Linked DNA regions of Mus musculus: region 1 is linked to region 2. A link is a loop called in an ENCODE intact Hi-C map of the cell type or tissue named here. Cell type or tissue: left cerebral cortex. All regions are shown on one strand. Links, peaks and the distances in the headings refer to the core of each region. The heading gives the core; the rest is flanking DNA.

Region 1 (5,510 bases), core at 196-5,195, 200 kb after region 2:
GGAGAAAGGACGGGAAAGATACATGATCTCAATGCAAGAACACGGAAGCTCAGAAAGCTAAGAGATTATAAACAGAAAGCATTTTGTCTGAAATCACTTTGGCCAAATATCCAAGAATGGTAAGAGTGTTTAGGAAGCCAGGAGTAACGGTGCCTTGCTGGAACAGTGCAGGTGCAGCCTGGGGTGGGGCTGGGGTCTGGAGTACCCAGACAACTGGGAAACCCACTCGCTCCTCTCAGGAGGATGGGAACTGTCCCCTTGGAAAATGAATTATGAGCCAATACTGTAATTACTCTAGATAGTAAAGCCTGAGTCAGGAAGTCAACAATAAAAACCCCGAAAGCAATGCAGACTGCTTCGGAAGGACGACACCTTTACTAGAGACGCAGAGGTTCCCCCACCCCGACACACACACAGCCCTCTGAGATAAGTTTGCAACCAAAAACTACAAAACTCCTCCTGAGGACATTATGATAAGAGACATAAGCCAAACAATGATCCCGTTTGTGTGAAGTTCTTGGCGTTCACACACAGAGAACAGGGACACTGGGGTGGGGATGTACCTCAGTGCCTCACTGTTGTGCAGACCCCGCCTTCAGGCCCTGCCAAAGAGCAGCCTGGTAAGGGGCCATCAGGATGGCAAATAACATGAAGACACAGTGAAAAATGAAGGAACAGGAGGCTTGAGAGAACGGGTCGAATAGTCTAGATGGCCTGGGAAGAAAAATGATAACCACTGAACATAAGTTCTCTCAGAGCCTGGTGCTCCAGGCTTTTCACCCAGCTACTTGAGAGGATGAGGCAAGAGAATCACAAGTTCAAATCCAGCCTGGACAACTTTGTTTCATAATTAAAAACTGAGAGAAGAGGGCTGGGCATGTATCGTGGACTAGGTGGTAGCACATGCCTGCCATGTACAGGGGCCTGGAAAAACAACAATAAAATCAGTACTCAAGGCAGATCGAGGAACAGATGACAGGGAAGGGAGAATGAGTGGAGTGGAAACTGTAGGAAACTTACCAGCAGGCAACAAAGCGAGACACACACACACACACACACACACACACACACACCCTCATCACACCAAACCACCACCAACAAAACAAACACACAAGGGGACCCTGAAAGGTGAGGTGGACAAAGGGAAACCAAACATCTGTGAGAGAAAGTTAACACCAAAAGGCACAGTGACTGAGGTCTTTAGAACACTAACGTTAAAGGAATCAGCTGAGTATGATAATTCACAACTGGGCTCTCAGTACTTGGGAGGCAGAGGCAAGAGGGTCACTAAGAGTCCAAGGCTAGCCTGGGCTACAGTGTAAGACCCTGCTTCAAAACAAGGTGGCTCAGCAGAGAAAGGTGCTTCCTGTCTAAGCCTGATGGCCCAAGTCTAATCCTCGGAGTCCAGGTAAAGGTGCAAATACGGAAACACGTTATATGCCCTCCCCCCATGCATATACATGCATATACACATATACATGCATATACACACAGTGATGATAAACAGCAGCAACAACCAAAGAAATTGTCAGGATGAACATAACCTTGAACCATGGAGGGGAGTTGCTGCATGCATACCCGAGTACAAGGTGGACAGAGGGTGTGGTGCGGTCAGCAGGAAGGAAGACTCCCTCAGGGACATGGGGAGATCCTAGCTGCGAGGGCAGAGCCATGGCTGCAGCAGCTACTTACCCCAGTGTCCCTCTTCCTTCAAAAGTCACAAGTTTTTGGAGTCTGATAACATAGTTATGAGCAAGTACAACAGGCCTTCCTTCTTCTGGGCTCTAAACTACACATGGAGGCTTTAGGAAAATGGCAACTCGTGGGCTAGAGAGACGGCTCAGTGGTTAAGAGCACTGACTGTTCTTCCAGAGGTTCTGAGTTCAATTCCCAGCAACCACATGGTGGCTCACAACCACCTGAAATGAGATCTCATGCCCTCTTCTGATGTGTCTGAAGACAACTACAGTGTACTTATGTATAATAATAAATAAATCTTTGGGCTGACAAGAGCAAGCAGGGGATTAACCGGAATGAGCAGAGGTCCTAAAAATTTGATTCCCAACAACCATATGAAGGCTCACAACCATCTGTTCAGCTACAGTGTACTCATATACATAAAATAAATAAATCTTTAAAAAAAAGAAAGGAAAAGGGCAACTCTTCCTGATGTGATTGTAGAAATCCTACTAGAATGACTTAATGAGAAGCGGGGACGTTCAGGTGACTTAGTGAGAAGTGGGGATGTTCAGGAGATACAAAATGGTGCCTGGAGAGACGGCTGAGGGTTAAGAACACTTGCTCCTTCTGCAGAGGACCAGTGTTCAGTTCCTGGAACTCCTAAGGCCGGTAACAACCTTCTGGGGAATCCGATGCCCTCTTCTGGCCTCCAAAGGCACTGCACACATGTGCCACACAGCTGAATCCACAGGCAAGGGACATTAAGAGCAGGGGAAGGTAGGCAGATACACAGGAAAGCAAGGAAGGGGTCTACCGTTCACTTATCTAGTAAAATAATAACACCGTGCATCGGATGACGCTGTACATCTGACAATGACACTACACAGCGTATGACAGTGACACCGAGTACCACGATGCTGTGCCCGAGCAATCACCAAGAAGCTGTAAAGAGAACGGGATGGGACAGCCATCAGCACTCAGAGGTGGATGCAGCAAAATCAGGAATTTAAGGTCGCTTCAGCTATTTAAGGCTTTAGAAGCTAACCAGGGATCTGTGAGACCCTACCAACAACAACAATACATGAAACAACCTTCCCCCACCCACCCACCCACCCACCCACCCACCTACCGGCCAATCAACAGAAAGGAGGCAGAGAGCAGAGGGGTATGTTTGCTAATGTGGCAAGGGGTTGTGGAAGGAACAGCACAGGGGTTCTGAGATGAAGAATTTTATAGTTTATGAATATTTATTACATGGCTGGAGAGAAGAGAGAGCGAGTGAGAGAGAGAGAGAGAGAGAGACAGAGAGAGAGAGCTCTGTCCCCTCCCAAATCATGTCATGGTGGGATAAATTTCCATTCTCGGGGTATTTCCTTCCAGGATCCTCTTGAAAAATCCCACGGCTCTTACACTCACAGGTAATGCTGGTTTCTTCAGGGAGGAATTAGCTCGAAGGCAGGGAAGAGTCTGTATCCCAAAATAGGAATGCTAAAATGGGGCCTTGTGCTAAGCGTGCTTTTAACTTTCCATATGATAAATGTCAGATGGATGATGGGAAAGCTACCAAGCAATCAGCAGCCATGCGTAGACACAGCCACCCTTCCACGGAGCAGAAAAAGTCACAGCAGCCAGAGGACATGATACTCAGTGCCCCATCTCCTCCCCAGACCTCAGCAGACCCACAGCAGGACCATGAACCAAGGCACGGAACGGTCTGCAGTCGGGGCCGAGTAGAAATGACGGATTGGCGTTGCACACTGTGCTCGGCAGCCAGCGCCCACGACCTCAGGCTTGCTTGGTCAACAGTGCCTCTGCTTGTGCAGCTCTGCCCGCTGTGACCCCATTTTGCTTTAACTCTGGTCCTGTTCTCAGACTCAGATCATGGCCCCACTCTGTATCTTGGGATCCTGTTATTTTCTTTTTCTGAGCTCGTAGTGGAACTCGATGCTAAGATAAAACTGATCAGAAACTGGATGTCCAACCCCCAAGATGAGGGAGTGCCACAATGTGCAAGTGTGCGTGCATGCAAGTGTGTGTGTGTGTGTGTGTGAGAGAGAGAGAGAGAGTGAGGGAGAGGGGGAGAGAGAGAGAGAGAGAGAGAGAGCGTGTATTCACCACCTGCACTCTGCCAGCACTAGACTTCAGGAGACAATGACCTGATCCTCCCAGGAATGCTGCCCACTTCCTCCAAGGAAGGAGAAAGCAGTAAGGAGACACAAACATGGTGGCCCCCTTCCAGGACACCCAGCCTCACAGTAGAGAGCTTTGAACACAAGTTCTACAATGCCTGCTTAGTGTTCCCTTCAGGTTGCCACTTTGAAGTTGAGATTTCCGCAGGCCATAGAGGGATGGAGGCCCTTGAATTGTGCACCCTCCAGGGTCCCTCTTCTGGTCGAACAGGTGCTTGGCTTTGGGTAGGCAGGATGGAAGATCTAGGGCTTCCTTGCTTTCATGCTTAGAGTTTGAGATGTGAAGACCAATGGAAGGGATGTCAAAGGATGCAAGGAGAGTCTATTTTGAGATACTGAGTGGCAGATCCAGCTGGAAAATCCTGTGAGCCAACAAGGTTGAGGCCACAGTAGCCTCCCTCACAGGCTGACCATGAAAGGCCCCCTGGTGAAGTCTGTGCCCTTGAGGTGGGGCAGAATCCTGACCACCAGCCCCTACAAAGCTTGCAGCCTTAGAGCAGCAGATCTGGTAGAAGACTGGGCCAGGATGTTGCAAAGCACATCTTCTAGCAACACAGAGACACAGTGGCAGCAAATGCAGACTCTGGACCTGGGAGTGAAGGGCGGGGTATCTGGGAAGGGTATGGACCACGGCTTATTGAAGAGCCAGGAACTCTGACCTCAGGATGGATGCAGTCAGGGATGGGAAGGGGGCAGAAAGCACCCAGAGTAAAGCCAGGGAAATGAACACCTGAAGCAGGAGAAGAGAAGGTGGCCAGAAATGATCCCACACAGCTGTGAGGCTGAGGTACTGGCCAGTCCTCTGTACAGATGCATCAGTCACCAGGTCAGTCAGGAGCTGAGGACAAAGCAAGATAAGATAGCCAGCAGATGACTCTGATGACGGCTAGCCCAAATGTCTGCGGACAGCAACAACCTAAAGAGCTGGCAGGGCTCGGCATGAAGGGCACGCGTATTTCAGGAAAATGCAGCGTCTGCTGCCCTCCTGAGGGAAAGGCAGCCCAAAAGGAGAGAGGTCAGCGCCAGTGCAGGACACAGTGAGCTAAAGATAACGACGCCCAATTCGGATGGACGCCCTCAGTCAGGAACAAATCTTAAGTGTATTAAAGAGTAGACTGTTGGGGCTGGTGAGATGGCTCAGTGGGTAAGAGCACCCGACTGCTCTTCCCGAAGGTCCGAAGTTCAAATCCCAGCAACCACATGGTGGCTCACAACCATCCATAACGAGATCTGACTCCCTCTTCTGGAGTGTCTGAAGACAGCTACAGTGTACTTACATATAATAAATAAATAAAAAAAAAAAAAAAAAGAGTAGACTGTTGAAGTTGATTAGGTTAACGGAAGGATGAAACCTGGCAAACTCTATAAAGAAACAAGGGCAAATAATCTGTCAAGATGATTTTCAGAATAGTTCACTTAAAAAGAGAGACAGAGAGGAGAGAAAGAGGGAGAGAGCTGAATAGCTTTTCCTTTTCAGACAGGGTCTTACTATGTAGCCTGGGGTTCTGCGTCTGCCTCCCAAGTATTGTGATTACAGGTGTGGGTTACCCCACCCAGTGTGAACAGCTAGCTTGACTGGAGGCTGAGTCAATGGGCTGGCCTGAGGTGCCTTGACACATGCCACACAGAGAACAGTCAGCT
Region 2 (5,510 bases), core at 188-5,187:
GGAGCAAAGAGAGAAAGAAACAGAATTCAGGCATTAATTTCAATAAAAATGCTCTTACTTCTACTGTAACAGTAACTCGTCACACACAGCTACAGTAGACAAAAACCATATACAATCTTTAAAATCCCAAGTAACAAAGGAAAGGATACATTAACAACCTACACTTGCTATGAAACCCAGCTAAACCTTTTGAGTTTTTAAAAGTCATAAAGTTTGTTTCCATTATGGTAAACAACTTAGCTTAAACCCTGACAGAACATTCACCACGCTGCTGTGTTGAGGCAAGAGACTGTGCACTTTGGAAAGCTTACTACAGGCCTTCAGAACTGAGAGGCCTCCCTTCCTGTCCTCGCCCTCTGACTACCTCGGGAAGGGTTTAGGGCAGGGTTTTTCCACCTGCGGGTCACACGCCCACAAGATTGCAAACCAGGTATTTATTCACATTATGCTTCCAACAGTAGGAAAATTGCAATTATAATATAGCAACAAAATAACTTCATGGCGGGGGGGGGGGGGGCGTGTCACCACAACATGAACAAAGGGTTGCAGGATTAGGAAGGTTGAGAATCAATGTTCTAGGGGGCTGGAAAGATGACTCCGTGGTTAGGATTACTTACTGCTGTTCCAGAGAACCCAGGTTCGAGTCCCAATATCCCACATCTTGGCTCACAACCACCACTCCAGTTCTAGAGGAACGCCCCTCTTTTATCCTCTGCGGGTGTACATAAAACACCCATACAAATAAAAAGTTTGGTTTTGGTGGTGGTGGTGGTGGTGGTGGTGGTGGTGGTGGTGGTGGTGGAGGAGGAGGAGGAGGAGGAGGTGGTGGTTCTAGTTTATCATGATACCTTCAAATCCTACTACCTGGATCGGGGCTCCCTCGAGTCCGAGCTCCGTGTAGGAGATCGGGGTGCTCTCTAACGTGGGTCTCCCTCAGATCAAGGTTCTCTCAAGTGGAGCTCCTTCAGTTCGGGGTAAAGCAGTTCAGAACCTCAAGCAGGGTTCCATAGCGGGAACTCCCTCGGGCAGAGGCTCCTCCGATCCCGGCTCTCCAGCCGGTTCCCTCCTGTTAGGACTGGTGTCCGCATCCGCCAAACTGGCGCCTCGGCGCAGAGGAAACCCAAACTCTCCAACCGTCCGCTCACCTGGGACCTCCACGGCGGCGAGCCACATGTGAGGGAGGCGCTTCCGGCAGACGTTGACGCCAACGGCTCGGGGCGGGGAGGGGCGTCACGCAGACATCGCTAGAGGAGCGCCGAGCGCGCCCTGGCCGCGGCGGCGTCGCGCGTCCGCGGCCTAGCCCGGCGTGCCCGCTCCGTCAGGCGGTCATGGGGCGGCCACCGAGAACCGCGAGCGCGGGAGGACGTAGGGCGCGGGGACCCGGCTAGCCGGTCGTCGTACGGAGTCCTACGGCGGGCAACCGATACGGAAGCAGCCGGTGCCGGGGCGGCGGCGGGGCAGCGGGAGCCGCCTGGGATGTTCAGTGAGTGCGGGCGGGGCGCGGGACAGGGCGGGGGGGGGGAGGGGACGCGGGGGAGGGGCCTCGGGCGGGAGAGCGCGCGCGCGCGCGCCCGCCCCTGCGCAGTCCCGGCCCTGCTCGCGCGCGCGCGGGTCCGAGCGACCCCGCACGTGGCGGCCCCGGCTGCACGCGCCCGGAGACCCCGCGGCCCCGCCGGGCGCCCTCGCGCGGAGCCAACTGCGAGCTCACGAGGGCGCTCGGCGGAAGTGGGCAGCGGACGGAGGGCTCGCGGCTGCCGCGGGGAGACGCGGCCCCGCGGACCTCGCAGGCGCTGTGGCTCCGGCGTCGAGAGGTGAGTTTTCCCCTTCGCCGGGACCGGCAGGTGGAGGATAGCCTCGGGGCTCTGCCGGGAGTCCCGTCCAGTCCGACCCGCCCTATTAGAAAGTGAAGTAGGAAGGGAGTCTGCCTTTCTCCAGGTTACAGACTTTTTGGCTGTAACCTGGGGCTGAGTGTCACGGATGGAGTTGGTGACCGCAGAGACTTAGAGTTGCAAGCCGTGTAGCAGGCGAGCTTGCTGCCTCGGTTTCTTCTCCTGTAAAATGGGAGGGTAATTTAAGCCCAGACTCTGCTGGTAGTGGTGGCGCACTCCGTAATCCCCACACTCTGTAGGCTGAGGCAGAAAGATTGCTGCGAATTGTTGGCCATCCTGGTGTACGAAGTGAGTTCTGCACCAGTCTAAACCACAGAGTGAGACTTGGTCTAAATACACGTGCATACACACACACATACACATATGAGAGCCTTGTTTTATGAACTATAAAGCGAATATTAAATCAGAAAACCCAAAATGTCAGTTTGTGCCTTCAGTATTTGCCATCAGTAATAAATAAATTTGGTTCGTGTGTTTTGGGACAGTCTTCCAACTGTGAGATTTGTGTGTACTTCTGTCACTGAAGAGAGGCAAAAACCTCTTCTGACTACTTAGTAACTGGTTATTCTTTTTGTTACTCTGTCACAATCTATGAACAACATCTGGGGACAAAAGAAGGGGCTTTGCTTCTTTTCTGACTTGTTTTAGCTTGACCTTGTGTGACGCCAGCGCTGCTCATTGAACACTACTTGAAGTCACGGTTCCAGCCTTCCACGTAGCCAATCAGCATGTTAGCTGATTAACTTGCAGGCTCTCGTTGACATAAGCATCAGTGAGCGGTTGGCCCAGTGCTCCCCTGCAGTCCCGTATGGGATCAGTGGAGCATAGGGTGCAGGCTCAGACACTGTCCACGAGACTGCGTTCCCTCCCATTCAGGAACTGCGTGACTTTGGGCAAGTTGTCTGATAACTACAGGCTTCAGCGTCCCACCTGAAGCGTTTACCTGCCTAATAGAGTAAAAGCAGATAGTCTGTGGGAAGTACTTAAGATGGCGTCTTACTCAGCAGCGGAATGTTAAGTAAACATTAGGTATCAATGGTAGTGTAGGACTGGGATGGTGTTCCAGGCTCTGGGAGTAGAAGGGCAAAGACCAGGAAGCCATTTGAGGAAGAGATAGCCAGACAGAGAGAGCATCAAGGTTTGTTCACACCAGGTGAGCATTTGTAAGGGTGCCTCCTTAGGAGAGGGCTTGGCCAAAGCCTGCTAAAAGGTGAGGGAGCCTCAGTAAAGTGAAAATGGAAGTGGGTAAGCAGCATTCCAGCGAAACCTCGAAACCTCGAAACGACATGATGGGTTTTTTCACTGGGTTTCCTCCAGTGAAAGCAGTGAGTTTTAAACTGATGCATCACATTGGCTTTTTGGGAGGAAGGCCTGGAATGGAGTGGGGCTGGGTCGCAGTAGAGAGGCATCCCTGCTTCTGTACAGCTTCTAGCTTAGTACAGAAATTTTTAATCTGAATTTCAAAGCTAAGAGAACATTAAAACAAAACATGAAGGTACAGGTCGTTCTAGACAGTATTTCCTAAAAACCATGTTTTGGTGTGTGTCATGTACCAGGTTACAAAGCAGGTTTCTCTGAGAAGTCTCTCTGTGATTGGAGAATGTTATCCCATGTTGTGGTCTCTGCTCCAAGGCAGCCTTAGTTGTTGCTCCAACACCAAGATGGTCTTCAAGAGGGCATGCCAGGCTGGAGCAAGCCACTGGTGCTGGGTTGGAGCTTTTATTCAGTCTCACCAAATCAGTTATATAAACAAAACAACAAGAATTAATGTTCACTGAGGAGTACTGGGATCATGTCTCAGAGAACACTGTACAGATCGCACATAAAATACAAACTAATGTGGAAATGGAGGCTTGTTCTTGTTGACCTACTGCAACCGGCCATGACAAGGGGATGGAGATGGAAAGTTCAAGGTCAGGCTGGCTAGGAACAGAATTTAGGTTATCATGGACTACATAGCAAAAACTCTGACTGGGGGGAAAAACAACAAAAAAATACTGTAAGGGGTGAATGAAAATGAGCTCATCAATAGCTTGGACTGAGACTTGCAGCAGAGAGAGTAGATCGGGATTTGGAAAGGATGAAGTGCTGTGAGGACTGAGGGTAGCTTGGTGGTAGAGAGCTCGCCTGCATGGGAAGAAGGCCTTAGGCTTAATCCCTGTTGCCCACCCCCACTTCCACCTCTCTCCAAAAAACCTGTGTTGTCTGTGGTGACCTAGTAGGAAGACAAAATGCTTTGGAAAGTCAGTTATATGTCCATTTGGACTTCTTTTGATCCATGGTCTCCTGTTATCCACGGCTGGCCTGGGACTTACATGCAACTTTCCTGTCTGGTCTCCTAAGTGCTCGGGTTAAAAATGTGCCACAATACCCAGACCAAAAAATAGAATTTGATAATCTATAGTGGTTTAATGGACACTGGTTTTAAGATGTGTATAAATAGTTGGAGCACAATTGTACCACATTTGGTATTTATACTGCTATGCATGTCAGTGAACTTTTATATACGTAGTGTTTTGAATGGTGATGGCCCCCATAGACTAACTTGTGGTTTGTGAGTGTTTTTTTGTTATGTTGTTTACATTGCCTTGGCTGTACTGGGGCTCAACTATGTACACCAGGGTTGCCCGGCTCCTGGTGTGTGAAAGTGTGCATCGCAAGATGAACCATACCCAGCCAGCATGGCGCTTATGTTTGGTCCCTTGATGAAATTGTTTGGGAAAGGATTAGGAAATGTTGCCTTTTTGGAGAAAATGTATCACTGAGGTGTTTAAGGCTTTGAGGTTTCAAAAGTCCATGCCAGGTCTAATCTCTCATCCTCCAAAATGTGGATAAGCTGTAGCTTTCAGCTACTGCTCCAGTGCCATGCCTTGCTTGTCTGCTCCTCACCGTGATACTCATGGACTTACCCTCTGAAATAGTAAGCAAGCCCCCAATGAAGTGCTTGCTTTTGTCTGGTGATGGTGGTGACACTGGCAGCAATGACAGTGGTGCCCACCTTTAATCCCAGCACTCAGGAAGCAGAGGCAGGTGAATCTGTGAGTTCAAGGCCGGCCTGGTCTACAAAGAAAATTCCAGCACAGCCAGGGCTACACAGAGAAACCCTATTTCAACACATCCCTCCTCCCTACAAATACTTTTATAAGTTGCCTTGGTGATGGTTTCTCTTCATTAGCAATAGAAAAGTAACCAAGAAAATATAGACCCTCTTCTCTCCTGTGCTATGAAAACAGTAGTAAAGTAGAAATAAGATGCTTGTGGCTTTCGTATTTCTAGAAATCACAAAAGATCAAAAGCCTAAAATAAGTCCAAGCAGAAACTAGACAGCACTCAAACTTTTAAATCAGAATATAGTTCATGCTACCTGTCCCTTCAGAAGCCAGTAAGTGGGATAGGAATTGAATCTTAATATAGCTTTAGTCTGTGTTATCAGTCTGAGAAAGTAAAGACTTGTATTCTGTCTTAAAGCCCATCTCCAGCCAGCAGATTACATAAGGAAAGGAAGGGTTGGAGGCAATGTGTCAGTCACTCCAGAGCTCGGTCTTGAGCCTTTGGTCAGCCACAATTCTGAGCCTTCAGATGCTCTGCTTCTCTCGTTGTCTCTCCCTCATCTCATTCTGT

What was found. A loop is a pair of places that touch in the nucleus more often than their neighbours do. Peaks named below come from ENCODE experiments on the same cell type or tissue, not always from the same donor. Only the 100,000 strongest peaks of a DNase experiment are listed, where the experiment ranks them.
Region 1: a loop joins it to region 2, with 2.9 times the contacts of the local background. A loop is called at or near these places in 1 of 42 quality-filtered maps.

What each region holds. Positions count from the first base shown.
Region 1 is chr8:123,814,823-123,820,332 of GRCm38, reverse strand. All of the region lies in intron 1 of Rab4a (RAB4A, member RAS oncogene family), which reads right to left. Among named protein-coding and RNA genes, the nearest start is that of Rab4a, 12 kb to the right of the region's middle. In left cerebral cortex, for the core only: a CTCF peak has its summit at 2,374 (motif pointing left); a DNase peak (open chromatin) is centred at 3,210; H3K27ac peaks cover 2,154 bases.
Region 2 is chr8:124,017,162-124,022,671 of GRCm38, reverse strand. It overlaps Taf5l (TATA-box binding protein associated factor 5 like), which reads left to right and starts at 1,275. Exons shown (of 5, transcript NM_133966.3): 1 at 1,275-1,483. Urb2 (URB2 ribosome biogenesis 2 homolog (S. cerevisiae)) reads right to left here and starts at 1,175. Exons shown (of 10, transcript NM_001368414.1): 1 at 1,146-1,175. It overlaps Mir1967 (microRNA 1967), which reads right to left and starts at 31; the gene lies at 1-31. In left cerebral cortex, for the core only: no CTCF peak of the experiment used is centred there; DNase peaks (open chromatin) are centred at 1,239 and 2,075; H3K4me3 peaks cover 2,365 bases; H3K27ac peaks cover 1,138 bases.